Linked DNA regions of Homo sapiens: region 1 is linked to region 2. Evidence: chromatin loops called from intact Hi-C (ENCODE). Cell type or tissue: mammary epithelial cell. All regions are shown on one strand. Each heading gives the region's core, and the rest is flanking DNA. Links, peaks and the distances in the headings are about the cores only.

Region 1 (14,668 bases), core at 4,257-12,256, 76 kb before region 2:
AGGGCGCCACCCCACCTAATCTCTGGGAAAGCTTCCCAGAGGAAGTGACACCTTGGCCAAGTCCTGAAGGGTGAGCCAGGAGCAGAGGTCCGAGAAGGCTACGAGGAGAGGGAATGTTCGGGGCCCAAGGCCAGGAGTGCCCAGCGAGCTCCAGAAACAGAAAGCAACCCCACAAAGCTGGCGCATGGCCCAAAAGGGGGTGAAGAAGCGATGTCCTGAGACAGGGACGCAGCTGTCATGCAGGGCCTCAGGGCTGAGACAAAGTCTGGATCCATCCTGAAAGGAGGGGAGGCTGGGGAGGCTGAAGTCCAGGAACCACACAATCAGACACTGTTTGGGGAGGTCACCTCCCATGGCCTCTGCACTGGCCTCTCACTCCCCATGGCCTCTGCACTGGCCTCTCACCCCCCGTGGCCGCTGCACTGGCCTCTAGCCCCCCCATGGCCTCTACACTGGCCTCTAGCCCCCCCATGGCCTCTACACTGGCCTCTAGCCCCCCCATGGCCTCTACACTGGCCTCTAGCCCCCCCATGGCCTCTACACTGGCCTCTAGCCCTCCCATGGCCTCTACACTGGCCTCTTGTTCCCCCCATGGCCTCTGCACTGCCCCTCACCCCCCATGGCCTCTGCACTTGCCTCTTGCCTTGGCTGAGATCCTAACTGGCCCCGACTGCACAGCCCCAGGACCAAGTCACTCCCTTATCCATACCTTCCAGGGCCTTTCCCATCTACAGAATAAAGACTCAATCTCCTAGTAAGGCATCTGGAGCTCTCAGGGATTGGGAACTTTTCCGCCTCAACTCTCACTGCCCTGCGGGGCTCCGACCTGCACCTGCCAGAGCACTGCTGCTTAGCAGGCACGCCTGGCCCTTCCCACCGTTCTACCTGTCCCAGCAACGCCTGACCCACCCTTTGTGAAGGACAGGGAACCATTCACAAATAGGGGAGTGTAAGCGAATACCCACTCACAGAGGGCACCCGGCACCACCCACCCAAACCCCAGATGCACAGGGACACCCTGACCCAGGATTCCACTCGCAGAAATTTACCCCACAGCTGTTTCCACACACGGTTAAACGAAGCACTGCAAGGGTACTCACTGCACAGCCGTGTATAACGCAGGACATGGGCCAGCGCCGAGATGTCCACATAAGGACATAAAAGCAACAGCCACACATTGGAATATTGCTCAGCCTTGCACGAGGAGGAGGAACCTTCTCAGAGACCAGCTGTCAGGTGAAAAACAGCAAGGCACAGAGCCATGGGAGCAAGGTGACCACCTGGGGCGCAGGGACGACCATTCCAGGAAGGAGGTGTGACAAACCAGAGGCCTCCATGGCCCCCAGAGGAAGAAACTAGCTACTGGGCAGGGACCTCGGTGAGATGCCTGTGTCTTTTGGATGCCTTTAAACCATCTCAACCCTTTCAAATTAATAAGTGTTCTTTGAAAACGCTTCAAGGCACAGCTCAAAACTCAGATCTCATCACACCAGAGGCCGGCCAGCACTCATCCCAAGAGCGCCTACAGCAGCGGCCCTGGGGTCCAGCCCACATCCTCGCAGGACAGCCCGAGCCTGTTCCGCAGCGGGAGTGAGGCGCCTGGAACAATTGAGGGGAGCCTGGCAGGGAGGGGAGCCGCTCCTGCCCCCTGGCCTCACCTTGAGGGCTGGCCATGCCTCCTGTGCCCTGGGGTCCTCTCAAGGTGGAGTCCCACCTAAGCCACATGGAGCCTGAGTACTGGGTTGAATTGTGTCCCCCAAAAGATGTGTTTGAGAACGAACCCCCAGAAACTATGAATGTCACCTTACTTGAAAAGAGTTCTTTGCATCCAGATACAATCAAGATGAGGTCGCCGTGCCTTAGGAAGGGCCCTAACCCAATGACTGGTGTCCTTATAGGAACAGGGAAGTCTCGACATGAGACACAGGAGGTCCAGGTGAAGATGAAGGCAGAGACGGGAGCAGCCTCCCGTCAAACCTTCGGGAGCATGGCCCTGCCCACCGCTGGTCTCCAGCCTGAGGAAACTGCTTCCGGTTGTCACCTGCCACCTGGTTTGTGGCCATGCCCGGAGGTCTCTGATGCTCCCAAAGAAAGCAGCACTGAGTGGCACAGGGGAGCCCCGAGGCAGCAGCGGCAGCACCCTCAGCACCCTCAGCCCTGCCCAGCACCCTCAGCCCAGCTCAGCACCCTCAGCCCCGCTCAGCACCCTCAGCCCAGCTCAGCACCTGCCACCCACACCTGGCCAGCCCTGGACAGGCCCCTGTGCGGTGACCTTGGCAGCAGCCCTGCAGGGCACTGAACCCTGCCTGCCCCTTCCACAGCCCAGCACACGACCAGCTGGGAGTGTCACCAGTGTCTCTGACTCTGACACAAAAATGTCAGTGCTGGCCAAGCGCAGTGGCTCACACCTGTAATCCCAGCACTTTGGGAGGCCGAGGCGGGCGGATCATGAGGTCAGGAGTTTGAGACCAGGCTGGCCAACATGGTGAAACCCCGTCTCTATTAAAAATAGAAAAAAAATAGCTGGGCGTGGTGGCAGGCTCCTATAATCCCAGCTACTTGGGAGGCTGAGGCAGGAGAATTGTTTGAACCCAGGAGGCGGAGGTTGCAGTGAGCCAAGATCATGCCATTGCACTCCAGCCTGGGCCACAGGGTGAGACTGTGTCTCAAAAAAAAAAAAAAGGACGACGACGACTACACTTTTGTGGCTGGACGCAGTGGCTCACGCCTGTAATCCCAGCACTTTAGGAGCTGAGGCAGGTGGATCACCTGAGGTCAGGAGTTTGAGACCAACCTGACCAACATGGAGAAACCCTGTCTCTACTAAAAATACAAAATTAGCCAACCATGGTGGCACATGCCTGTAATCCCAGCTACCTGGGAGGCTGAGGCAGGAGAATCGCTTAAACCCAAGAAGCGAAGTTTGTGGTGAGCCAAGATCGCGCCATTGCACTCCAGCCTGGGCAACAAGAGCGAAACTCCGCCTCAAAAAAAAAAAAAGTCAGTGCTAAAATGAAAACATTACTACGTGAAACCCAGGGTAACCAGGGGTAGGTGAGCCTTGCTTCCTTTACTCCATGGTGGAAGCTAAAGTGCCCACCTGAAGGTGCACAGCCAGGTAAGGGTCTGGGGTATAGGCAGGTCAGGCCCACACGGGGCCTGCAGGGCAGGCGGCTCATTACTGCCCCCTTCTGACAAAGGCCTCAAACCAGAGGTCAAGCACCAGGTGCGTGTGCTCCACCCTCACCTCAGCTGGAAAGCTGGGTGGGACAGAGGTGTCTGGGCAGACTGTCCCCAGTCATAGGGCTGCAGATGCCACTCATGGCTGGGGGCCACCACCTGGGGCCTGCAGACACTCGGAGCTTCCTTCAGGAGCTCAGCAGAGGCTGCCTTGGCCAGGAGTAGACAAGGGACAGGGGTTGCCCTTCCCGGAAGGAAAGGAGAAGCGGGTCTCCTTATGGCATGGGGGGCGGGGGCCTCACACCAGGCAGCCTTGAGGGACAAAACAGGCACGTGGATGGGTGTGGGGCCTCAAAGTCCAGGCACAAGCACACATAAATGCCTCCTCTTTCCATGGGGGACTCTGCCAAACAGAAGCTCAAGCAGCCCTGCTTCTCCTCTTTTTTTTTTTTTTGAGAGGGAGTCTCGCTCTGTCACCCAGGCTGGAATGCAGTGGCGTGATCTTGGCTCTCTGCAACCTCCACCTCCCGGGTTCAAGTGATTCTCCTACCTCAGCCTCCCAAGTAGCTGGGATTACAGGTGCGTGCCACCATGCCTGGCTAATTTTTGTATTTTTTAGTAGAGACGGGGGTTTCACCATGTTGGCCAGGCTGGTCTCAAACTCCTGACCTCAGTTGATCCACCTGCCTCGGCCTCCCAAAGTGCTGAGATTACAGGCGTGAGTCACAGAGTCTGGCCCCTGCTTCTCCTCTTTGACTTGCTGCCTAAGGCAGTTCCGGCGAAGTCCCTTCAACCCACAGACACGCCACTGCATCTCCAGAAGAGGGAAGGGTGGGAGGAAGGGCTGTGCCAAGGAAAGTTCCAGCAGCACTTGCAGGCCCCCAAGCAGGACGGGGGAAGAGGCCAACAATGGCCCTGAGCTCCCAGCCTCCATTTTGGCCAGGGGCAGGGGACTGACCCAGGAGGCTCCTTGTGCAGCCCACAGACCCCCCCTCCACCGCAGGTAGGAAGCTCAGCAGCGCTGGGAAACCGCAGTGAACCCAGCCCAGCTGAAGGGAGCAGAGGGAAGCCACAGGAGCAAGGCTGGAAAGAAAACCAGGTGCCTTCCTCCCTGGGGACTAGAGCAGGCAGGGGAGTGCCCTGGTCCGTCAGGGGACCCCAGCTCACGCAGGCCTGCACTTCCTATCCCAGCTTCGGCTGACCACCTAATCTTGGGGGTCAGTAAGAGCCAGGCCAGGTGGGTGCCCTACTGCCCTTCCTGGCTGCATGACACCAGCCAGCCTGCTGGGCACAGGGGCCGAGTCCCCTCTACCCACCCTTCCCTTCCAAATGTCCCTAAACAATCCACCCACAGTGGCCCCTGCACGGCCTAGACATGCCCATGACTGGCAGTACCTGCTCAGCTGGAAAGCCATGGTGGCTAGGACATCCCAGGATCAGATGCAGAGAAAGGCGAGGGAGCAGGGAAGCATCACAGAGTCCTTGCCTGACCCAGGACTGTCCCAGCTCCCTGCCACACCGGGCTTGGTGGGGAGCACCCCCCACCCCCAGCTTCCTGAGCTGCCCAATCTGGCCAGGAAGAGGCTGCCTCGCCAATCCAGAGCGTCTACCAGAAACCGGTCGTCATGGAAACCTTGCTTTATAAATAATTACAGAAGAAGTAATTCTGTGAGCTCTTCTGGCTGCCATGCCAGGAGATCAGGAAGGCAGAGGGGCCGCTGCTGAGCGGCCTCAGGGAAGCGGCTATGAGGCTCTGCCTTCTCTGACAGGGCACAAGACCCCCTAGTCTTTCTCCAGGGTCTCAGCCAAAGCCAGGTCTGGCCCCACTGCCGCCTTCTAGAGCTCCCTGAAATGTAGACAGGGGAGGAAGGTCACAGGCCAGCAAGGACTCCAGCAGGTCCAAGCCTGCATCCTGCTGATGGAGCTGGCATCTAAAGCCTGTCCCAAGGGCCAGCTCCCTGGCTGAAGCAAAGTGGACAGGCGGTCCAGCCTCCCCTCTCCTCAGGCCACACCCCTGTCCTTCCCCACTCCCCCTCTTCCTTCCCCCAACCCCTGCTTCAGAGGATGCCATGCCTGTCTTGGGGCTCAGCAACTCCACTACCCTTCCTCCACTCCCGCGGGCTCTTAGGCTGCCGGCTGCCACCTGTGGGCCCTGTGCCCCCCAACCCGTACTCTCTTCACTCCGCCTCCCCTTCTACTGGGTGTCAGGAAGAAAGAAAGAGGCCAAACAATCACAGCGGCCAGGGTGCAGGCTACAGGAGGCCCAGTGCAGGAGGCGGGATGTGTTATCACCACAACCTCCCCCAATGCTGCCCCCACCAGGGCTGCTTTCCCAGGAATCCTGTGACCAGCAAGGGAAATGGAAAGTCCCCAGCCAGAGTGCAGGCCGCACAGCCTCAACCAGGCTGCACCCGCCGGCCTCTGGGCAAGTTTCACATGTTTAGTTGTGAAAGAGAAAGTTAGGGCAGAGAGGGCTGATTAGGCCACTCCCACTGGAACAGCCGGCCCTTATCAAGGCCCTTATCAAACTGCCAGAGCCTGGGCTTATTCTATCTAACCAGCTGGCAGGCACTGAGCCTGGGAAGTCACTCTGGTAAAAGTTAAATAGGTAAATTATTACTAAAAGGATGTCCTTTCACCTATGTGCAAAAATAACAAGTCCTAAAAGGACAAGTCCTCTCACCTATGTGCAAAAAGAAAGAAAAAGTCATTTTCAGCTTACAAACCCCACACGCACTGGGTCCCACAGGGAGGCTGGTGCTGCCCCCGCCCAGGGATGCTTAATGTCTAGAAGCCAGCAGAGGAGAGGATTCTAAAGGGATCCCACCGACCCAAAATGTCTGCCCGGAGGGGAGGTCAGAGGGCTGAGTCTGGCCCAAGCCTGGCAGCTAACCCTGGCTGAAAATGCCCCCTGAGCCCTCCCCACCCAGGCAGCCTGCCGGGGCCCAGGCCCGGGCCATCAGCCTCCTCAGCCCCCTGGCTGCCCATCTCGGCCCATCTTCCTGAGTAGCCGGCATCCCAGGGCCAGGGTCTTGAAGCCACAGCGTCTCCCACCCTGGCACACAGGACAGGTCCTCCCAAACACACTTCCCTCCCCTGACCCCAAATAGCCCATAGTTCCTCTCAGCTCCCAACTCACTGTTTGGCCTTCTCCCCAAAACAGGCCCTGTCGACTTCCTTTCTGAGGACGTTTAGTGACAAGCTTCTCCGAAGCAGGAGCATCGTCTCCCCACGTCTCCTGTCGGCTCCCTCCAGAAGCTGCAGCCAAATGGAACTCAAGGAATGAGCCTGGGCCCCAATACTGTGCCCTTTGGACTTGGCCTCATCCCTCCAGGCGGGCATTGCTGCCTCCCTAAGCAACCCTTCCAGCTGGTCCCAGTCCAGGTGTGCTAGGCCCACCACCCACCCCAAATCAGTGAGGACCTACCAGGCTTCCACAGCAACACAGATTCAAGCCACAACCAGATGGTCCCGCAAAGAGGAAGCACTTCTCAGATAGCTTAGCCTTATGAGTAAATAATCTCAAAGTTAAACAACTACAAGGTGCTATTTCCCATCTAGTAAATTAAAAATCATTTTAATTGACAAAACGAGATGTCTAGAAATGTTCATAGCAGCATTATTCACAACCACCCAAGGATGGAAACAACCCGGTGTCCACCACGGATGGGTAGGTAAACAAAATACGATAAATCCATACAATGAGATATTATCTGACCATAAAAAATGAAGACCTACAGATCCACAGTAATGCACGGACCAGCCTTGAAACCACCCTGGGTGAAAGAAGTCAATCACAAAAGGTCACACGCCATCTGATTCCATGTATATTAAATGTCCACAACAGGCAGATCTACAGAAACAGAAAGTCAGCTGGTGGGGGGCAGGGGCTGGAGGAGGGGAAATGGGAGTGACTGCTAATGCGTGCAGGTTAATTCCGGGGGTGATGAAAATGTTCTGGAATTAAATCGTGCTGGTGGCTGCACAGCCTTGTGAATCCATTAAGGTTCACGCAGAATTGTACAATCAAAAAGGGTAGACTCAATAGAGTTATAGCTCAGGAAAGCTGTTATAAACTACAAACAAGGCAGGGTGGAGTAGTTCACGCCTGTAATCCCAGCCCCTTGGGAGGCCGAGGCAGGCGGATCATCTGAGGTGAGGAGTTTTGACACCAGCCTGGCCAACACGGTGGAACCCCACCACTAGTGAAAAGAAAGTTAACCAGGCATGGTGGTGTGCTCCTGCAATCCCAGCTACCAGGGAAGGTGAGGCAGGAGAATCACCTGAACCCAGGAGGCGGAGGTTGCAGTGAGCCAAGATCACGTCACTGCGTTACTGCATTCCAGCCTGGGCAACAGAGCGGGACTCTGTAAAAATAAATAAATAAATAAACTACTAACAACTGGATGCCAGAAGCTGTGGCCCCTCCCTACATAAGCACTGGCCATGTGGGTGACACATGGCAGGAGCCCTCGAAACGCTCTTACCTTTGCCACAGAAAGGCACTCCCAAAATCTAAAGAAAAACACACACAGCTTGGCAGAGATCTGCAGATGTGGCATCCATCTCTAACCCAAAACAAAGTAGAACTGGCTCAGTAGGCTGTGAGCATCCCTAAAAACATGCTCGAGGTTGTGTCTGGTTTCTACTTTTCTGGGGAAAAGACCCAGTTTTCTGCAGCTTTCAAAGGCATCTGGAAGCTAAAAAGTCAAGAGGTGGGCTGGGCATGGTGGCTCACGCCTGTAATCCCAGCACTTTGGGAGGCCAAGGCGGGCGGATCACCTGAGGTCAGGAGTCTGAGACCAGCCTGGCCAACATGGCAAAACTCTGTCTCTACTAAAACTACAAAAATTAGCCGGGCATGGTGGTGGGCGCCTGTAATGCCAGCTACTTGGGAGGCTAAGGCAAGAGAATCGCTTGAACCCAGGAGGCAGAGGTTGCAGTGGGCCAAGATTGTGCCATTGCACTCCAGCCTGTGTGACAGAGTGAAACTCCGTCTCAAAAAAAAAAAAGAAAAAAAAAAGTCAAGAGATGGCAGCACCTCTTCCCCCATCCCTCCCATACCTACCCAGGCAGCCAAGCATATAGAAAGAAGGTAGGAAATGAGACAGGCACCTAGAACTCAAAAGCACACTGAGCCCAGCTCATCAGAGGGCACTCGGAAGAGAGAATTCAAGGAGAACTCCGCAACGACATGCCCTAGAATGGGAGGCCACATCCCTCTCCCCAACCGAAACTCACTGCCTCATGCTAGAGGAAGCTGGTAGGGTCAGAAACTTACATCCAGGCTCCAGAAAGATCTCTCAGAGCTCAATGTGAAAAAAACAAATGACCTTTGGCTAGGCGCGGTCGTGCACGCCTGTAATCCCAGCACTTTGGGAGGCTGAGGTGGGCAGATGGCTAGAGCTCAGGAGCTGGAGACTCTTCTAGGCAACATGGTGAGACCCCATCTCTACCAAAAATCCAAAAAAATTAGCCGAGCATGGTGGTGAGCACTGCGGGTGGCAAGCCATCCAGGTGCCGAGGCAAGAGACCAAGGGCATGAGCTTTTCCAGTATAATAAAATATATAAAACAGTAAGAATTATACTAGATCTAGATCATAGACGTGATTATATATGAATATCATTAATCATTAATTTGTAGCAATTACTCTTTATTCCAATATTATAATAATCCTCGCTCTATAATCATAACCTAGGAAAAACCAGGCTATACAGAGATGGGAGCTGAGGGGACATGGTGAGAAGTGACCAGAAGACAAGTGCGAGCCTTCTGTTATGCCCGGACAGGGCCACCAGAGGGCTCCTTGGTCTAGCGGTAACGCCAGCGTCTGGGAAGACGCCCGTTGCCAGGCAGACCGTGGTTCCAGCAGTAGCGTCAGTGCCAAAGAAAAACACCCGCCACTTAGCAGACCAGGAAAGGGAGTCTCCCTTTCCCCCGGGGAGTTTAGAGAAGACTACTCCTCCACCTCTTGTGGAGGGCCTGACATCAGTCAGGCCTGCCCGCAGTTATCCGGAGGCCTGTCTCCCTGTGATGCTGTGCTTCAGTGGTCACGCTCCTAGTCCACTTTCATGTTCCATCCTGCACACCTGGCTCTGCCTTTTAGATAACAGTAGCAAATTAGTGAAAGTACTAAAAGTCCCTGATATGCAGAAATAATGGCGTAAGCTGTCTCTCTCTCTCTCCCTCTCTCTCTGCCTTGGCTGCCAGGCAGGGAAGGGCCCCCTGTCCAGTGCACATGTGACCCACGTGACCTTACCTATCATTGGAGATGATTCACACTCTTTACCCCTCCCCTTTTGCCTTGTATCCAATAAATAACAGCACAGCCAGGCATTCGGGGACACTACCGGTCTCTGCATCTTGGTGGTAGTTGTCCCCCGGGCCCAGCTGTCTTTTATCTCTTTGTCTTGTGTCTTTATTTCTACAATCTCTCATCTCCCCACATGGGGAGAAAAGCCACCGACCCTGTGGGTTTTCTGTGGTCCCAGCTACTCAGGGGGTCCCAGCTGCACCTGTGGTCCCAGCTACTCAGGGGGCTGAGGTGGTAGGATCACTTGAGCTGGGAGGTCAAGGCTGCAGTGGGCCAAGATTGAATTCCAGCCTGGATGACAGAGCGAGACCTTGTCTCAAAAAAGGCTAGATGCAGTGACTCACACCTGTAATCCCACCACTTTGGGAGGCTGAGGCAGGAGGATCACTTGAGCCCAGGAATTCCAGGCCGGCCTGGGCAACAAGACGAGACTCCACCTCTAGAAAAAAAGAAAAGATATTCAACATCATTAGACATTAGGAAAATACAAAAGTAACATCTAAAAGCAATTATCGGCGAGGTGTGGTGGCTCACACCTGTAATCCCAGCACTTTGGGAGGCCAAGGCAGGTGGATCACCTGAGGTCGGGCGTTCAAGACCAGCCTGACCAACATGGAAAAACCCCATCTCTACTAAAAATACAAAATTAGCTGGGCGTGATGGTGCATGCATGTAATCCCAGCTACTCGGGAGGCTGAGGCAGGAGAATCCCTTGAAGCCGGGAGGCAGAAGTTGCAGTGAGCCAAGATCATGCCATTGCACTCCAGCCAGGGTGACAGAGCAAGAGACTCTGTCTCAAAAAAAAAAAAAAGCCCAGCATTTGGCCTGGCGCAGTGGCTCACGCCTGTAATCCCAGCACTTTGGGAGGCCGAGGTGGGCAGATCACGAGGTCAAGAAATCGAGACTATCCTGGCCAACATGGTGAAACCTCATCCCTACTAAAAATACAAAAATTAGTTGGGCGTGGTTGCGCTCACCTGTAGTCCCAGCTACTCGGGAGGCTGAGGCAGGAGAATCACTTGAACCCGGGAGGCGGAGGTTGCAGTGAGCCAAGATCACGCCACTGCACTCCGGCCTGGGGACAGAGCGAGACTCCATCTCAAAAAAAAAAAAAAAAAAAAAAAAAAATTAGCCAGGCATGGTGGTGGGAGCCTGTAATCCCAGGTACTCAGGAGGCTGAGGAAGCAGAATCGCTTAAACCCGGGAGGCAGAGGTTGCAGTGAGCTGAGATCGCCCCACTGCACTCCAGCCTGAGCAACAAGAGTGAGACTCCGTCTCAAAAAAAAAAAGGAAAGGAATGAATAACTGATACATGCAACCATGTGGATGAATCTCCAAGTAATCGTGCTGAGCAAGGGAGGCTGGACAAAAAGAGAACTGTGCAAGTCCATGTTTATAAACTTGGAGGAAACACAAACTATAGTGACAGAAAGCAGATCAGAGGTTGCCTGGGGGCAGGGAGGGACCAGAGAAGCAGAGGGCCTCAGCAGGGTGACAGGTCTGTTCACAGTCTCGGTCTTGATTGTGGTGAAGGCTTCACAGGCTCACACAGGCATACCTCAGAGATATTACGGGTTTGGTTCCAGATCACCGCAACAAAGCACACATTGCACTTTATAATAAGTCACATGATTTTTTTGGTTTCCCAGTGCACGTAAAAGTTACACTGTAGTCTATTAAGTGTATAATAGCATTATGCCTTAAAAAAAAGTATATACCTTCATTTAAAAACACTTTATTGCAATCGGGCATGGTGGCTCACACCTGTAATCCCAGCACTTTGGGAGGCCAAGGTGGGTGGATCACAAGGTCAGGAGATCGAGACCATCCTGGCTAACACGGTGAAACCCCATCTCTACTAAAAAACAAAAAATTAGCCCGGCATGGTAGTGGGCGCCTGTAGTCCCAGCTACTCGGGAGGCTGAGGCAGAAGAATGGCGTAAACCCGGGAGGCGGAGCTTGCAGTGAGCCGAGATCGCACCACTGCACTCCAGCCTGGGCAACAGAGCAAGACCCCATCTCAAAAAAAAAAAAAAAATTTATTGCTAAAAAATGCTAACAATCATCTGAGCCTTCAGTGAGTGGTATTCTTTTTGCTGGCAGAGTCTTGCCTCGATGTTGATGGCTGCAGACTGATTCATATTGTTTTGGGGTTTATTTTTTTTTTTTGAGACAGTCTCATTCTATAGCCCAGGCTGGAATGCAGTGGCACGATCTTGGCTCACTGCAACCTCTGCCTCCCGGGTTCAAGTGGTTCTCCTACCTCAGCCTCCCAAGTAGCTAGGATTACAGGCACGCGTCACCACGCCCAGCTAATTTTTTGTATTTTTAGTAGAGACAGGGTCTCACTATGTTGGCCATGCTGGTCTTGAACTCCTGACCTCAGGTGATCCGCCCACCTCAGCCTCCCAAAGTGCTGGGATTACCGCCCGGCCTGCAGACTGATTAGGATGGCGACTGCTGAAGGCTGGGATGGCTGTGGCAGTTCCTTAAAATAAGACAACAATGACATTGACCACATCAATTGACCCTTCTTTCCACAAAATATTTCTCTGGGCCAGGCACGGTGGCTCATGTCTGTAATCCCAGCACTTTGGGACCCCGAGGTGGGAGAATCGCTTGTGCCCAGGAGTTCCAGACCAGCCTGGGCAATATAAGGAGATGCTGTCTCTAAAAATAAAAATTAAAAAATTAGCTACTCATGGTGGCACTTGCCTGTGGTCCCAGTTACTTGAGAGGCTAAGGGTGGGAGGATCCCTTCAGCTCAAGAGGTCAAAGCTGCAGTGAGCTGTGATTGCACCACTGCACTCCAGCCCGGGTGACAGAGTGGGAGCCTATCTCAAATAAAAAAAAAAAAAAAGATTTCTCTGTAGCATGCAATGTTTGATAGCATTTTACCCACAGTAGAACTTACTTTTTTTTTTTTTTGAGACAGAGTCTCACTCTGTCAGCCAGGCTGGAGTACAGTGGCATGATCTCGGCTCACTGCAACCTCCGTCTCCCGAGTTCAAGTGATTCCCCTGGCTCAGCCTCCTGAGTAGCTGGGACTACAGGTGTGCACCACCACACCAGGCTAATTTTTTGTATTTTAGTAGAGATGGGGAGAACATGTCAGCCAAGATGGTCTCGATCTCCTAGACCAGCCCAGTAGAACTTTCAAAAGTGGAGTCAGGCCGGGCGCGGTGGCTCATGCCTGTAATCCCAGCACTTTGGGAGGCCGAGGCAGGCGGATCACGAGGTCAGGAGATGGAGACCATGATGGCTAACATGGTGAAACCCCTTCTCTACTAAAAATATAAAAAAATTAGCTGGGCATGGTGGCAGGCACCTGTAGTCCCAGCTACTCGGGAGGCTGAGGCAAGAGAATTGCGTGAACCCAGAAGGCAGAGCTTGCAGTGAGCTGAGATCGCACCACTGCACTCCAGCCTGGGCGACAGAGCGAGACTCCATTTCAAAAAAAAAAAAAAAAGTGGAGTCAGTCCTCTTAAAACCTATGTTGTTTTATCAACTAAGTTTATGGAATATTCTAAATCCTTTTGTTATGGGATCTTTGGGGTATCCCTTTTCTGGCCAGAAACCTCTGTGTCTTGTGGCACCTTTGCCTAAGTTTTGCTGGGGCCCACTGGGCTTATTCCACCCACTCAGCCTGGCAGGCTGCGCTTGGCTCATGCTACCAGCCTGGAGCTCCCATGCCTGCCAAGGACAAGCCTGGTGTGGAGCAGCGAGCAGTGTGTGAGTGAGCATGGAGTACGGCCACTGCACAGTCAGACATGCCAGCTGCTGCTGCAGGGCAGGCAGCTCCAGATGCTGGCACAGGTGCTGGTTCTCTGCAAGGCTGCACCTGGACCAAGCGCACCTCAAGCAGCTTGCCTGGTTGGCACACGGGAATGCTGTGGTGCCTGGAAGCTTGGTGACGCCAGGAACTGCAGGGCCCCAAAGAGGGAGTCACAACCCTGACTCAGGGAGCTCCCAGGTCTGGACTCCCCAAAGGGCCACAGCTCTTCTTTCCTTCCCTTCACTGGCAACGTGGCAAGAAGGGGCATGTTTCAGCCCTGTTTGTGTTACAGTTCTTTCAGCCTCACCATTTGGCAGGTCCCGAGTTCTTGCCCTGTGACCAGGAAGAATGAGGTACGCAGAAAAATGGAGAGTGAGCAAGACAAAGAGGAGCTTTATTGAGTCACAGCCAGGTCATCCCAGTGAGTGTTCAGCTCTCAGCAGAGAGGGTAGCTCTTCTTTGCAGCTGGTCATCCTGTCATCTTTCTGTCCTCTGCTCTAGTCTGGCTGAGTCCGGGGTTTTTATGGGCCTCAGAGTGGAGGAAGTGTGTGTTGACTGGTCCATGGGTGGGCCAGCAAAAAGCACCACAAGCTTCCCCTCTGGTCCTCGGGACTGGCCAGCCAACCCCCAGGCTTCAGGCCCTCCCCAGTTTGAAGGTGAGGCTTCACTGGGGACCAGACCCCTTCTACCCAGGAGCCTGTCTGTCTCTCGCCACTGTTCATGGCATCCAGGCTGTTTGTGCCAGCCTATCCTCAGCCCCCACTTGGCCTCCCTCCCATGCCTGTTGGTGCCCAAAGTCTGAAGGGCACCATCAGCAGGGTGGGTGCGGTGGCTGCACCGCAGTCCAGGTCCCCAAAGTGAATGCCGCTCCCACTTCCCGCCCCAGGGCCCTGAAGCATAACCCAAGCTCTGCATCCCAGGCCCAGCCCCCACACTCCATATGCAGGTGCAGCATCACCCCAGGCCCAGCTCCACCTTGGGGCCCCTCTCTGCCCGCACCTCCATGCCCAATCATGCTGCTTCCCCACCAGCAGGCAACTCAGCCTGGCCCCGTTGTGGTGGCTCCCAGGGCAGTGGGCTCTGGGAGACTCCCAGGGGTAGACTCCAGGGACTGACTATTTCCTCTGCACACCCCTCCCCACAGTGAGAGCGGGTAAGAGCTCTGACACTGAGCCAGGGTCTGGAGCGGCAAGGCTCCAGGCCTGGGAGCAGGTCCTGCCTGGCTGTGCAAGGATGGGGGCGGTGCAGTCAGCTGCCCGGGGAATGCAGGGCACAGGGGACCCACTGCTGCCACTGCTGCTGCCACTGCTGCTCCCACAGCTGCTCCTGCCACCACTGCTTGCACCACCCCACTGCACCTGGCGTGAGGGCAGGGGTTGCTCCAGATGGCCCACCATT
Region 2 (14,668 bases), core at 5,221-13,220:
CGCCTGGGGAGGCAGGGATCCTGGGGAAAGCTGCCCAGGGCCTGTCTGAGAGGGTAGGGTGCCAGATGCCACAGGGGTCTGAGCGGGGAGTGGGGTGCTCTGATGGGTGACCCTCATTAGTCTAAGTGGGAGCCTGAGATGTAAATGTGAATGTGGACCCAGCCTCAGGACGAGAGCAGCTTTGGTATGAATTCACTGCTTCCAAACAAACTAGGATTTGGATCATGTCAAAGTCAGTGGGATTTAGACTAGGAGGGCCCCAGGGACCCTTGAGTAGAGGGTTCCAACTGGCTCCTGTCAGCACCTCTTGGAGGCTGTCCCAGATTCCTGAGTTAGACTCTCCAGGTTGGGGCGTGGGAGCCACACCTGGGACATGTCCCCACCCTCACGGCGGTGATTCTGATGCACCTGTCCCACCCCCTCACTTCAAGCAGAGGAGAAGGACAGGTCTTGAGAGGGGCAGGTGCCCCTGATGGCGGGACCAATATGGCCCAAGTGTGAACTGGAGGACGCTGAGCCCACCTTCTGCAAGTGCTGGTGGGGACCGCCAGCCCCTGAGCCTTCCTCACTGAGAAGCCGTGATCCCTCCGTGGGCTGGATCCCAGGTGTTAGGAAGACTGGCTGTGCTGTGGAACGCCCTCCAGGGCTCCGGGGCTGGGGGACCCTGACCCCCTCCCAGGCCATGCCAGGTGCTGTGTGTGATTGGGCGCTGGTGCTGACTCAGTGGCCAGATGGCCTGGACTGATGAGCTGCCAGCCCCCCAGGAGTCACCATGAATCTCAGGGAGGTGGACAGAGGGCTTGGGCTCCGTTCCCCACAGCAGCATGTGACTCGACTGATAAGAAGGTGTCTTTGTGTGGTTGCCAGGCTGGGCTCACGCAGGAGGGGCAGCTGGGAATTGGGGTTGGGGGCTGGGGTACCCACTTAACCTCCTACCTTGGGGGTAGGGATTCCTGCTCATCAAGGCTGTGGATATGAGGGCTGGGAGCTGGGGAGGGCAGAGGCTTGAGCTGCCCCAGGACACAGGGCCCCATCAGGGGACCCAGGTGGCCCAGCTTCATGCTCTTGTGAGCCTCTGGGGCCTGCTGTGAATCGTTGTGAATTATTCACAAGGCTCAGCTCTCTCGCTGGCGCGTGGGTGAGCACTGAGGGAGGAAGGGCTCCCGGACCTGCTGGTGGGAAACTCGATCCTGCCAGGGAGGCTGTGGGTGGCCACGGGACGAGGAAGTGACACGCTGCAGAGGAGCTGGAAGGCTGGACAGCCTCGGGGAAGCTCAGCTAATTCCAGGTCTATACCTTGGGGTGTTATAACAGAAAGCGCTTGAGATTGCAGGAATGTCCTGCACGTCCCCCACACCTCCCCGTCTGTCCCGTTCATGGGGCCAAGTCTTCCCAGAAGCAGAGGACTTGTCACACTGACCTCAGGGGCTGCTGCCACGCGGGACCCTCCCTCTGAGCCCTTGTAGAAAAGAGATCTCTCATACAAAATTAGCCAGGCGTGGTGGCGCATGCCTGTAATCCCAGCTACTCAGGAGGCTGAGGCAGGAGAATCGCTTGAACCCGGCAGACGGAGGTTGCGGTGAGCCAAGATTGAGCCATTGCACTCCAGCCTGGGCAACAAGAGTGAAACTCTGTCTCAAGGGGGAAAAAAAAAGAAAAAAAAAAGGCATCTCTCAGTTGGGAGGCATGGGGCTGGCAGGAGCCGGGCTGGGCAAGTCCCAGGCTCTGGGTCTCAGGGAGATTGAGTTGGGAGGATTGGCCCTCCCGGCAGGAGCTCCAGTGGCTGATGGAGGGGAACAAGGGGTCCAGATCCCTAATCAGGGCAGAGTGAGGAGGGGCAAAGAGCAGGTGGCCCCAAGGCCGGTGGCCATCCTCCCAGGAGGGTCCTGGAGCCCAGGAGCTCACTCTGTCCCCCTCACACCTGCTTCTGGCTGCCCCAGGGCCTGAGCAGCTGGGCAGGGCTGTGGGGGTCAGGGAGCTGGGGATCAGTTGGGACCCTGAGGCTTAAGCTTCCAGGCTGGGGAGTGAGGAGGCTCCAGGCTCTTCCCCTGGGCTCGTGGGTGCTGCCAGTCACAGCAAGCTGGAAAACCAGTTAGCCCAGAGATTTTATCAACTTCAGCAGGTGCCTCCTTCCCCGAAAGCCTCCCCTACCCCCGACCAGACTAGACTGGAATGGGATTGGAAAGTACCTGGGGCTGGGTACGGTGGCTCATGCCTGTAATCCCAGCACTTTGGGAGGCCGAGGCAGGTGGATCACCTGAGGTCAAGAGTTCAAAACCAGCCTGACCAACATGGTGAAACCCCGTCTCTACCAAAAATACAAAAATTAGCTGGGCATGTGGCCGGGCTATGCCTGTACAGGTGGCCCATGCCTGTAATCCCAGCTACTTGGGAGGCTGAGGCAGGAGAATCACTTGAACCAGGGAGGCGGAGGTTGCAGTGAGCCCAGATCATGCTATTGCATTCCAGCCTGAGCAACAGAGCAAGATTCTGTCAAAAAAAAAAAAAAAAAAAAAAAAAGGAACGAACGAAAGAAAGGAAGAAAGGAAGGAAAGAAAAGAAAGAAAAGAAAAAGAACCTGGTGCTGAGTATCTTCTAGGGGTCTGGCACCACCCAGTGTCATCTGAGCCACACAACCACCCCGAGCAGTAGCTATGTAATCAGCCCATTTTACAGATGGACTCATTCAACTAATGTTTATTGAGCATCTTCTATGTGCCAGGCAATATTCTAAATGCCAGTGATATGCTGGTGAACCAGACAAGCTTCCCTGCCTCGTGGAGCTGACAGGTACAGAAATGGTGTTTTAGAGAGGCTGATTCACCAGCTGTGGTCACCACTGGCTTGCTGTGTGGCCTTGAGCAGGCTGTACCTCCTCTCTGGGTCTCTCTCCCACTCCTGGTCCAGGTCCTAATCACTCAGGGCCTTTCAAGTCCACCGGAGACTTCCCCTTTTCCCTTCCTTTGTGCAAGGCTTCATGGAGCCTGGCTGCTCCCACGGCCCAGGGGTTCAGGCAGCCCCCACCTGGGACAGAAAGGGAGTTTCTTGGGAAGCACCAGCAGCTCTCAGCTTAGAGAGCCCCAGGGCCCAGGGCTCAACTCTCCCCCTTAGAAGGCTGGAGGCTGTGCCTGGGGTGGTCCCTTTCCCCACTAAGCCCCTGATTCTGCCACAGGCCGTGGGGGCTCATTCCTTTTTGATCACCAGCTCCAGGTCTACCCTTGGTGTCTGTCAGTTCACCTGGCAGCAGGGCGTGGGGGCAGGGCCTGTGTCCGCACTGAGGAGGTGGCTGCTGTCCTTGACCCCCTGACCTACGTGGAGGCTCTGGGAAAGGAAGGGCCTGGTGGAGTCCGGAGCAGCCCCTCACAGCAGGAGACCATCTCATGTCTCCACCAGCAGCTCCTGGTCCCAGCTGTCGTCTAACCGGGGCTAGTGCCCCTGCCCTACCCTTCTAAGGGGGAGAGCTGAGCCTTGGACCCTGGGGCTCTGTAAGCAGCACACTGCTGGGGCATCCTAGGGCTTCTGAGAAACCCCCTTTCTGCCTCACGTGGGGGCTACCTGAACCCCTTGGGCTCAGCTGGGCCATGGGAGCAGCCAGGCTCTGTGAGGCTGTGCACTACAGAACGGAAAAGGGGAAGTCCCCAGTAAGCCTGAAAGGCCCTGGCCTTCACCCGTCCATGTCCACCCGCAGCCTTTGAAAACACAAGTCCTGCTGGGTGCGGTGGCTCACACCTGTAATCCCAGCACTTTGGGAGGCTGAGGCGGGTGGAACACGAGGTCAGGAGTTCAAGACCAGCCTGGCCAACATGAAGAAACCCCGTCTCTACTAAAAAATACAGAAATTAGCTGGGTGTGGTGGCACGTGCCTGTAGTCCCAGCTACTCGGGAGGCTGAGGCAGGAGAATTGCTGGAACCAGGGAAGCGGAGGTTGCAGTGAGCCAAGATCGCACCACTGCACTCCAGCCTGGGCAACAGAGTGAGACTCCATCTCAAAAAAAAAGAAAAAAGAAAAGAAAAGACAGTGCAAGTCCTGGTCTGGTGCAGTGGCTCATGCCTGTAATCCCAGCACTTTGGGAAGCTGAGGCGGGCGGATCACGAGGTCAGGAATTTGAGGCCAGCCCGGCCGATACGGTGAAACCCCATCTCTACTAAAAAATACAAAAATTAGCCGGGCATGGTGGTGGGTGTCTGTAATCCCAGCTACTTAGGAGGCTGAGGCAGGAGAATTGCTTGAACCTGGAAGGCGGAGGTTGCAGTGAACTAAGATCGTGCTGCTGCACTCCAGCCTGGGCGACAGAGCAAGACTCCATCTCAGGAGGAAAAAAAGTTAGCCGGGTGTGGTGGTTCCTGCCTGTAGTCCCAGCTACTTGGGAGGCTGAGGCATGAGAATCACTTGAACGCAGGAGGCAGCGGTTGCAGTGAGCTAAGATTGTGCCACTGCATTCCAGCCTGGGCAACAGAGCAAGAATCCATTTCAAAAAAAAAAAAAAGAACAAGTCCCATCACAGGCTTCTGACCACTGACAGGGAAGGCTGCTCACTTCCTTACAATGGCCCAGAGGCCATCCCTCCTCCGGGCTGTGGTCCCATCCAACAGGCCAGCGCCCCTGCCTTCACAGAGGCTGATCCCTCTGCAGGGATCAGAGATACCCGCCTGCACCCTGCCTTCCTCCAAGTCTTTGCCCAGACCTCACCTCAGCAAGGCCAACCCTGAGCCTTGCTGAAATTGTCAACCGCACCCATGATGCCCACTCACTCTCCCACTGGCCTTGTTCCCTGCTGCCCTTTTTCTTTGAGACTTGAGTCTCGCTCTATCGCCCAGGCTGGAGTGCAGTGGCACGGCTCACTGCAACCTCCACCTCCCAGGTTCAGGTGATTCTCCTGCCTTAGCCTACCGAGTAGCTGGGATTATAGGTGCATATGGCACCACACCCGGCTAATTTTTGTATTATTAGTAGAAATGGGGTTTCACCATGTTGGCCAGGCTGGTCTCCAACTCCTGAACTCAGGTGATCCGCCCGCCTCGGCCTCCCAAAGTGCTGGGATTACAGGCATGAGCCACTGCACCTGGCCTCCCAGCTGCCCTATGGTTGCCTGGCTTTGCGTTCTGTGTGCATCCTGCGTGACAACCAAAAGCTAACCCCTAGGAGAAACCCCTGAGACACATTCCATCTCTTCACTCCCTGCATGCCCGAATTTCCAGCCAGGCCCTTCATCACACAGACAGATGTGTGTTTTCATCCCATCTGTCCCTGACTAATGAGGCCAGGGGCTTTGTCTTCCCGGCTCTGTATGCCCAGAGCCTGACTCCAGTAAACGTCTGCTGAATGAGTGGGGTATGGAATCCCAGGGACTTGTCCACTCTGCCTATAGCTCATTGCATGTGACCCTAGACAAAACTCCCCTCTGAGCATTCCCAAGCCTGTCTGGCAAGTGGACCTAACCTGCCCTACCAGCCTGAGGCCATGAGTGAAGAGAGATCCCCTACTCCTGGCCTGGATGTCCCTTCTCATATTTATTCATTCAACAAAAAGCAACTGGGTGCACCCAACTGCCCGGCCCGTCATCACGTCAGCCATACATTCTTCTATCCATGTGTGTATGGGTCTGAGGAATAGGAGAACAAGATAATTCAGGAGTGACAAGTGCTGTGTAGTGAAATGAGCAGTTTGGTAGGAAGCGATGGGGATGGTTCTTGAAATTGAGGGGTCAGGGAAGCCAGGTGTCTTTGAGGAGAGGAGAGCTGAGACCCTAATGAAAAGAGGGTGGGCCTCGCAGCCCTGCCTTGATGGAACTGGCAGTGATGCGGGGAGGTGTAGAGGCCTCAGGTGGGGTCAAATGTGGCCTAATTAGGGGCCAGGAGGAAGACCTGGGAGGCTGGGAGAGTTGCAGGCAACTGTAGGCTTCTGGAACTATTCCATGCTAGCTGACGGCCTGGGGTGTAGAACCTTTCTCAAATCAGGGCTGCATTTCTTCCCTGGGCCAGGCCTACTCGGGAATCTTTTAACATAGGCCGGGAAGTTTGACTGGAGGACACCGAGAGCCATAGAGCCACCATAGGCTCGGTGAATTTCAATTCAAAGCAGTCACAGGCCGCAGCTGGACTGATCCTCGGATGGAGAGCCTCTTCCTGGCCTCCCTCTGGGGAGGCATGACTGGCAGTGGGGAGGGCTGCGGGAATCATTCTTCAGCCCGGGTCTGGCCCCATGGGCAGCTCACTCCCTGCGGCGGCGCTGGCAGTCAGCTGGCACCAGTCTCCGCCGGAGATTCCCACAGCCCACACGGGCGACCCATGTTTCTTTTGTGTAATCAGAGGTGACTTGATGAATAGTTACAGTTCATCCATAGCATCTTTGTTCCCAGGAGAAAGAAAACAAATCATGATTTATATGATCATCGCCAGGGCGCCTCTGACCTACAAAGAGGGTTTGGGTCAAAGCCGGGGCAAAGGGCAAGGGCTTGGTCTGGGAGCACTTTTCTGCAGCTGTCACTGTGGTCGGGGCTAGAGCTGGCAGGGGTCTGGGAGTCAGAGGTCTCCCCAAAGACCCATCCTCTCCCCTCTAGGTAGTGTTCCCCACAACAGAAATGGTGCCCAGCCTGGCCCATACTTGGCAGGACCTGGACACTCCAGGCCAGCCATAGACCCTCCTGGTGGCTGGTCCTCCCAGGTACAGGGAAGGATCCTAAAGTTCAGCAATGGCTGTGCACCAGGCACCAGGCCTGTGCTCAGGGCTCTGCCAGCACTTCTCAGGCACTCCGCATGAGGTCAGGATGACAACTGTTGTCCCCATTTCATGGATGGGTTTGGGAAGACAAAGAGACAAGAAGCAAGACTGTGGCACAGCTCAAAGGCACGGGACTTGAGCCAGGTCCTCCTTATAGCGAAGCCGGGGCCCTCCCTGCAGGTCCTCCTGCCGGGGCTGTGCCCCAGCAGCTGGCAAAGAGTGTTCCTGAGTTCCCAGCAGTGAGGTCTGCGGGAGAAGGGCAGTGGTCTGTGCGGTGGGAGGGAGGGAGGCAGAGGGACAGACCAACCAAGAGCAGAAGGGGTGTAGACGTGGCACATTTGGAGTCAGAAGCAGGCTCTGCATGAGACGCAGCCTCAAATTGGGGCTCTGCCTCTTTCTCACAGAGTGATCTTAGCTCTCTGTGCCTCAGTTTCCTCATCTGTACCAGGAGAACAATGCTAACACCTGTCCTGTGGGGTTACAAGGACCAGCTGAGAGAACGTGTGTGTTGTACTCATCACAGTGCTTGAGACAGAGTAATCATTCAGTAAATGGTGGCTGCTATCACTATTATTATTTACTATTATTACTTTTATTAATTCCTCTCTCCAGTGATGGGAATTTTTTCTTATTTATTTATTTATTTATTTATTTATTTATTTATTTTAGAGGCAGGATCTTGCTCTGACACCCGGGCTGGAGTACAGTGGTATGATCATAGTTCCCTGCAGCCTCAACTTCCTGGACTCAAGTGATCCTACCTCCTCAGCCTCCTGAGCGGCTGGGACTACAGGTGTGCACCAACACACCTGGCTCATTTTTGTATTGTTTGTAGAGAATGGCGGTCTCTCTATGTTGCCCAGGCTGGTCTCGAACTCCTAGGCTCAGGCAGTCCTCCTGCTTTGGCCTCCGAAGGTGCTTGGATTCCAGGTGTGTGATGAGAATTTCATTTTGGTCCTTATGCTCATCCATATCTTTGTAATACTCCCCAGTGACTGTGAGAGTGCCCATTGTTCTTCTTGTCCTCAGGCCAAGGTGGAGGGGGATGTTGAGCCGGGATCCCCTCCCCCGCAGCCCAACAGCATATCTGCCCCATGTTCTGGGGTATTCCAAGGGGATGTTGAGCCAGGATCCCCTCCCCCTCAGCCCATCAGCATATCTGTCCCATGTTCTGGGGTATTCCAAGCTGGAGGCTCTGACTCCATAATGGGGCGTGTGAGTGCAGATGGTGGAATACTAACGAGAATGGTGATGAGCTCCAGCACTTACTGAGGGCTCATTCCGTGCCAGGAACTTGGGCTGGGAATGCCAGCCAGCGGCCCTGCAGGAGGCTGTGGGTACCACTGCCCCCTGCTGCTCAGATCCTGCTTGGTGCCAGCTTCTCAGACCTTCTCCGGCTGGCTGGGCACCCCTGGGTCATGGATCTCTGCCAAGTGGGGGGTGCTGGGAGAGCAGAGCTCACCGCAGGTCTGGCCCCCCCACCAGCTGTGCAGACCGCCGTGGGCCTCTACAGATAGAACCCAGTGGGCCCCCACCAGCCCCTGATCCCCAAGACCCCGGCACTCACTGTGCCTTGGTTACGGGGTGAATAATTTAGGCCGCTGAGTGTCAGTCATGAAATATTCAACAGCCTGTTCCTGACGCAGCAGCATGTGAGTGTGCGTGGGGGTGACGCTGGCGCTGGGGTGTGGAGGCTGGCAGCCACGAGCCAGCATGTTTCTGAAGATAGATACGTAGCTGTGTCTTCTGTCTCCCTCATCTATGTCGACGGGACCCCCTCTGGATCACCAGGCATGGTGCCTGCTCCCCGCACCATCGTGAAGTGCCGGGCTCAGCATCAGCCCCAGCAAATGGCAGCCCTGTGTCTAGGGAGTGGGGAGGGAGGAGAAATCAGTGAGTGGAGGTCCATGGGGGCTGCAGACAGCCTTGGGGTCTCAGGAGTCAGGGAAGTAGACAGAGAACCAGGGCTTTAGGGACAGGGAGATGCCAGCTGGGAGGGTCTCAGGATGTGTGTGAGAGGGAGGGAGAGGGCACACGTGACAGGGGTCAGAAGAGGGGCTAAGTCGTGTTGGGAACAAGAGGGTGGGTGGGCAAAGGGGGGTAGCCTGGTGCCCATTGATGGGCAGGCAACAAGCGGATGGGCAGTTGGATGGGTGAGCGAGGGATGAATGCGGGGTGGAGCATGTGGTTGATCTAGGGGGTGAAACACTGGGGGAGGTAGATGGGCAGGATGTGAAGTCCTGTGAAGAATTGGCCTCCTAAGCACAAAAGGTGAATTGGAACCCAATAGGTCGCGGCCCCCAACCTGGAGCTTCTCCTGGGTCTGGGGATAGATTGTGGCTCCACCTAGTGTCCTTCGGTGGTAACTGCACCCTGGCTGTTCACCTGGACACACCAGGCCAGCCATAGACCCTCCTGGTGGCTGGTCCTCCCAGGCACAAGGAAGGATCCTAAAGTTCAGCAATGGCTGTGCGCCAGGCACCAGGCCTGTGCTCAGGGCTCTGCAAGCACTTCTCAGGCACTCTGCACAAGGTCAGGATGACAACTGTTGTCCCCATTTCATGGATGGGTTTGGGAAGACAAAGAGACAAGAAGCAAGACTGTGGCACAGCTCAAAGGCCCCCCTCTGGGCTGGGAGAGCAAGGATAAGGGACAGTGACAGCCGAAAGCTAGGCCCTAGGAGAAGCCCCTGAGACACATTCCAGCTCTTCAGTCCCTGCATGCCCATATTGCCGGCCAGGCCCTGCATGCACAGACAGATGGGTGTTCAAATGCCACTTACCAGCTGTGTGACCGAGGAGAGAGCTGAGTCTGTGCCTCTGTTGTGGGACTATGGGTGATGGCACAGAGTCCCAGCCCCACCTGTGAGCCTCCTCAGCTGCAGCTGCACCATTGACTGAATTCTGATTCTGGCAGGTCCCCTGCTAGGTGCCTTACCGGTGTAATCTCAGTTGATGGTCATAGTAATAGTTGATGGCCGGGTGCGGTGGCTCACACCTGTAATCCCAGCACTTTGGGAAGCTGAAACAGGCGGATCACTTGAGCTCAGGAGTCCGAGACTAGCCTGGCCAAGATGGCAAAACTGGGTTTCTACTAAAAATACAAAAATTAGCCAGGCGTGGTGGCACATGCCTGTAGTCCCAGCTGCTTGGGAGGCTGAGGCAGGAGAATGGCTTGAACCCAGGAGGCAGAGGTTGCAGTGAGCTGAGATTGCGCCATTGCATTCCAGCCTGGATGACAGAGCAAGACTCCGTCTCAAAAATAAAAATAAAAAAGAAGAACCTGCTTGCTAGTGCCGTAGCCCAGAGCTAGCACAGCAGAAGCATTCAGTACATAGTGGACATCCTGAGGGCTGCCAGATTAACAAAAACAGCAACAACCAAACCCAGGACGTTTGACTAGCTTTGAATCTCAGATAAACAAGCTGTACTTTAGTATAAGTATGTCCCATGCAATATTTGGGATATAGAATACTAAAGCATTATCCGTTTATCAGAAATTCAGATTGAATTGTGTGAACTGCCTTTTGTCTGGCAACCCTTACCACCCTGCCCTCTGGGAACTCAGTCTTCTGGGGGAGGCAAAGGTCAAAATCAGTTATGGTCAACCAAGCATGACAGGTCATGCTCAAGTGGCCCTGGGCAGTGTGGGGCGGAGGCCAGCAAGGGGGAAATAAATCAGGGTGGCCCTCATGGAGGAGGGATGGGTACTGAGTCTTCAAGAGGGAGGAGAAGGACATTCCAGATGGAGGGGGCACACAATGAAAGGGATAGAGGTCAGACACAGCAGGTGTGGGGATTCATGGTGACAGTGGGTGAGAGGGGAGAAGAGGCCAGCTCACCACATCTTTGTAGACCTCGGTTAAAAAGTGGGACTGAGCCTGGGTGCGGTGGCTCTGTAATCCCAGCACTTTGGGAGGCTGAGATGGGCGGATCACGAGGTCAGGAGTTCGAGACCAGCCTGGTCAACATGGTGAAACCCTGTCCCTACTAAAAATACAAAAAATTAGCGGGGCGTGGTGGCACATGCCTGTAATCCCAGCTACTCAGGAGGCTGAGGCAGAAGAATCGCTTGAACCCGGGAGGCAGAGGTTGCAGTGAGCCAAGATCGAGCCACTGCACTCCAGCCTGGGCGACAGAGCTAGACTTCTTCTCAAAAAAAAAAGTAGGACTGAGGGCAGGGCAGTGCTGGGTGGGACGCCCTCAGGGACCTCTGAGGGAGGGTGGCTCAGGACTCAGTCCAGGGGGAGCCCCCCGGGCAGCAGCGGGCCGGTGACAGGGCCCTTTCCCACCCACTCTCCCTGCCGTCCAGGGCTCCCCGGGACGGGATGGGGGCGGGTAAGAAGGCCTCGGAGGGGGTGAGGCGCTGAAAGCCCACGGTGGGCGCTGTGTCTCCGCAGGGGAGTGAATGCCCAAACCAAGAACGGTGCCACGCCCCTGTACCTGGCGTGCCAGGAGGGCCACCTGGAGGTGACCCAGTACCTGGTGCAGGAATGCGGCGCAGACCCGCACGCGCGCGCCCACGACGGCATGACCCCGCTGCACGCCGCGGCGCAGATGGGCCACAGCCCAGTCATCGTGTGGTTGGTGAGCTCCGGGCCCGGGCGGGGAGCAGGGGAGGCGGGGCGGAGCCGGCAGGGCGGGGAGTGGAGGGAGCGGGGCCATCAGGGGTGGGGCGGGGGGGCGGGGGCGGGCCACGGAGGTACAGGGGGCGGGCCTACAGGGGCCTGGCGCCCAGCCCCCGCCCCCCTCTCCCCGCCCGTCCCGCCCAGGTGAGCTGCACCGACGTGAGCCTGTCCGAGCAGGACAAAGACGGCGCCACCGCCATGCACTTCGCGGCGAGCCGCGGCCACACCAAGGTGCTCAGCTGGCTGCTGCTGCACGGCGGGGAGATCTCGGCTGACCTGTGGGGCGGGACCCCGCTGCACGACGCCGCCGAGAACGGGGAGCTAGAGGTCAGCGCGGGCCCGGGGTGGGGGCGCGCGCCCTCTGCTGGCACCGCGCTTTCAGCACGGCCCTGCCCGGGCGCGGGGGTCCCAGCTCGCGGCCGCGGCCGGGTCCTCACTGCGTGCCCCCGCAGTGCTGCCAGATCCTGGTAGTGAACGGCGCGGAGCTGGACGTCCGCGACCGCGACGGGTACACGGCCGCCGACCTGTCGGACTTCAACGGCCACAGCCACTGCACCCGCTACCTGCGCACGGTGGAGAACCTGGTACGATCCCTGAGCTGCTCCTGTCGCATTCTTTCTTCTCGCCCCTCCACCCCAGTGGTGGGTGTCGTCACCCCTTTTACCAAGGAGGAAGCTGAGGTTCAGGGACGTGAAGCCCGCTACCCCACACGACCTCTCAGCCCAGAACCACTGCCTACTGGGGACTGAGGGAGTAGAGGCACAAAGGTCAACGGAAAGAGGACAGGGAAGACCAGAGTCACCCCAAGGGGTAAGGCTGGAGAAATCACAAGACAGGACCCACTGGGAATAGGCAGGCTCATTCACCTACCCATAGACATTAGCTTGGGTATAACTCACAGCCACCCTCTGCAGAAAAGAGTGTTTAAGTGTCCCGTTCCACATATGGATAAAGTGAGTCTGCGGGGCACCAAGATGGCATCACCAGTAACTGTTAGAGTGGAGAACCTACCTTGATGGCCTGGCCAGGAGGCACCTCTCAGCCCCTGCACCATACATTTGCTGACTTCATGGCTGGGTCATAACTGGAAACCCACGCTACTCTTTTTAAATTATGTTATTATGGTGAGACAGCCATGAAGTGACCCAATGGGACTTGAACTCAGCTGTGGATGTCTCCAAGTGCAGGGCTCTGCACCATCTGGTACAATGCCTGCTATGAGGCAATAGGCAGGGAAGAGAGTGGGCCTCGCAGTCAACCCGAAAAGGATGCGGACCAACTCCATGGGGCAGCCTGGCCATGGAGGGGCTGTGCAATGAGGCCCGGAGGGAAGAAGGCAGATGGTCTGTGCCCTGAGCACCGTCTGTCCATCTGCCCTCCCCCCCCCAGCACAGGGGGATGGTCCTGGCTCTGGGGGCTGCAGAACACAGCAAGGCCCAGAGGCCAGAGGCTGCAGGGGGGCCTGAGGATGAACTTCCCCCCGCGAAAGAGTCTCTGGAAGAGAATGAATGGCCCAGCAGGTAGTGAGCACTCTGTCACTAGGGTATATAAGCTGGGATGGACACTGGGAAGGGCATTTCTGCATCAATGGTGGGTCCCCTTCAGTTAAGAGTGTCTGTGACTCTGTTGAGGGACCGTGGGGGGTGGCACCAGAGCCCAGGGCACCTGAGGGCCTCTCTGGATGCAGCTGCTAGCGGTCATAGGACAGCAAACACTATTCATTGGATTCTGACTTAGGCAGGCACCCTGCCGAGTGCCTTAAAGGTGTAATCTCCGTTACTCTTCACAGTACATTAAAAAAATAGTTGGCCGGGTGCAGTGGCTCATGCCTGTAATCCCAGCACTTTGGGAGGCAAAGGCAGGCAGATCACGAGGTCAGTAGATCGAGACCATCCTGGCCAACATGGTGAAATCCCATCTCTACTAAAAATACAAAAAAAAATTTAGCCAGGTATGGTAGCACACGCCTGTAGTCCCAGCTACTCGGGAGGCTGAGGCAGGAAAATCGCTTGAACCCAGGAGACGGAGGTTGCAGTAAGCCAAGATCGCGCCACTGCACTCCAGCCTGGTGACAGAGCAAGACTCCTTCTAAAAAAAAAAAAAAAAGGCTGGGCACGGTGGCTCACGCCTGTAATCCTAGCACTTTGGGAGGCTGAGGCGGGCAGATCACAAGGTCAAGAGATCGAGACCATTCTGGCCAACATGGTGAAACCCCGTTTCTATTAAAAATATAAAAATTAGCTGGGCATGGTGGTGGGTGCCTGTTGTCCCAGCTACTTGGGAGGCTGAGGCAGGAGAATCGCTTGAACCCGGGAGGCGGAGGTTGCAGTGAGCCGAGATCACGCCACTGCACTCCAGCCTGGGTGACAGAGCAAGACGCTGTCTCAAAAAAAAAAAAAAAAAAAAAGGTTGAGAGGCCATGTGGGGTGGCTCATGCCTGCACTTTGGGAAGCTGAGGCGGCGGGTGGATCACCTGAAGTCAGGGTTCGAGACCAGCCTGGTCAACATGATGAAACCCCATCTCTACTAAAAATACAAAAATTAGCTGAGTGTGGTGGCGGGCGCCTGTAATTCCAACTACTTGGGAGGCTGAGGCAGGAGAATTGCTCGAACCCGGGAGATGGAGGCTGCAGTGAGCCAAGACCACGCCACTGCACTCCAGCCTGGGCGACAAGAATGAAACTCTGTCTAAAAAAAAAAAAAAAAAGTTGACAATATGGCATTTACTGGGTGCCATGTCCTGGAGCTCAGCAGAGCAAGTAGTGCTGTTATCCCCATTTGCAGATAAAGAAAGTTAGGCACAAAAAGCATAGGTGACTCTCCCGAAATAGCTAGTAAGTCAGGGAGGGGAAGTCTGAAGCCACTGTCCCAGACTGCAGAGCTGGGTGGCTCAGGCCAGGTGCAGTACACCTGCTGTGGCCCAGCCTCTTATCTGCTGCCTACAGGGGTCAGGGCTTGGTGCCCTCAGCACCCACTGCTGTTGGCCAGGTAAAGAGCACCTTCGGGTGCTGCCCACGCCACCTCCTATGGCTCCCCTGATTCCTGCGGTAGGCAGCAGGGCCTGGTCCCCTGGAATGGGTGGAGTATGTGTGCCCTGGTTCCCTCACCCAAGCAGGCCCAGCTGCGGCAGGGACAGATCCAAGCCACAGAAGACGCTGGCCCAGAAAAGGCAAACACTCCCACAGAGCCCCTAATTACGGGGCCAATGAGCGCGGCCGCTGAGCCGTTACCTGGTGCCAGGCCTGCCTCTCTCTCCCAGGGGGCCTGTGACACTTCTTAGGCAGGGAGGGGGCATGGGGCAAGGAGGAGCAGGCCTGGGC

Evidence for each region. Hi-C counts contacts between places; a loop is a spot of excess contacts. Peaks named below come from ENCODE experiments on the same cell type or tissue, not always from the same donor. Only the 100,000 strongest peaks of a DNase experiment are listed, where the experiment ranks them.
Region 1: it touches region 2 in a loop (8-fold over the local background); 14 of 110 quality-filtered maps call a loop at or near these places.

Annotation. Positions count from the first base shown.
Region 1 is chr1:6,354,251-6,368,918 of GRCh38, forward strand. All of the region lies in intron 1 of ACOT7 (acyl-CoA thioesterase 7), which reads right to left. Among named protein-coding and RNA genes, the nearest start is that of ACOT7, 32 kb to the right of the region's middle. RefSeq lists enhancers at 4,518-4,697, 4,808-4,857, 4,878-5,107, 5,808-5,857, 10,297-10,796 and 2 more. In mammary epithelial cell, for the core only: a CTCF peak has its summit at 8,971 (motif pointing right); DNase peaks (open chromatin) are centred at 4,781, 5,581 and 9,081; H3K27ac peaks cover 3,005 bases.
Region 2 is chr1:6,429,134-6,443,801 of GRCh38, forward strand. It overlaps ESPN (espin), which reads left to right. Exons shown (of 13, transcript NM_031475.3): 3 at 11,121-11,307; 4 at 11,493-11,675; 5 at 11,801-11,932. MIR4252 (microRNA 4252) reads right to left here and starts at 763; the gene lies at 701-763. RefSeq lists enhancers at 10,544-11,057, 12,286-12,787, 12,788-13,287, 14,148-14,668 and a silencer at 11,296-11,405. In mammary epithelial cell, for the core only: CTCF peaks have their summits at 8,075 (motif pointing left) and 9,070 (motif pointing left); DNase peaks (open chromatin) are centred at 9,068 and 11,318; H3K4me3 peaks cover 410 bases.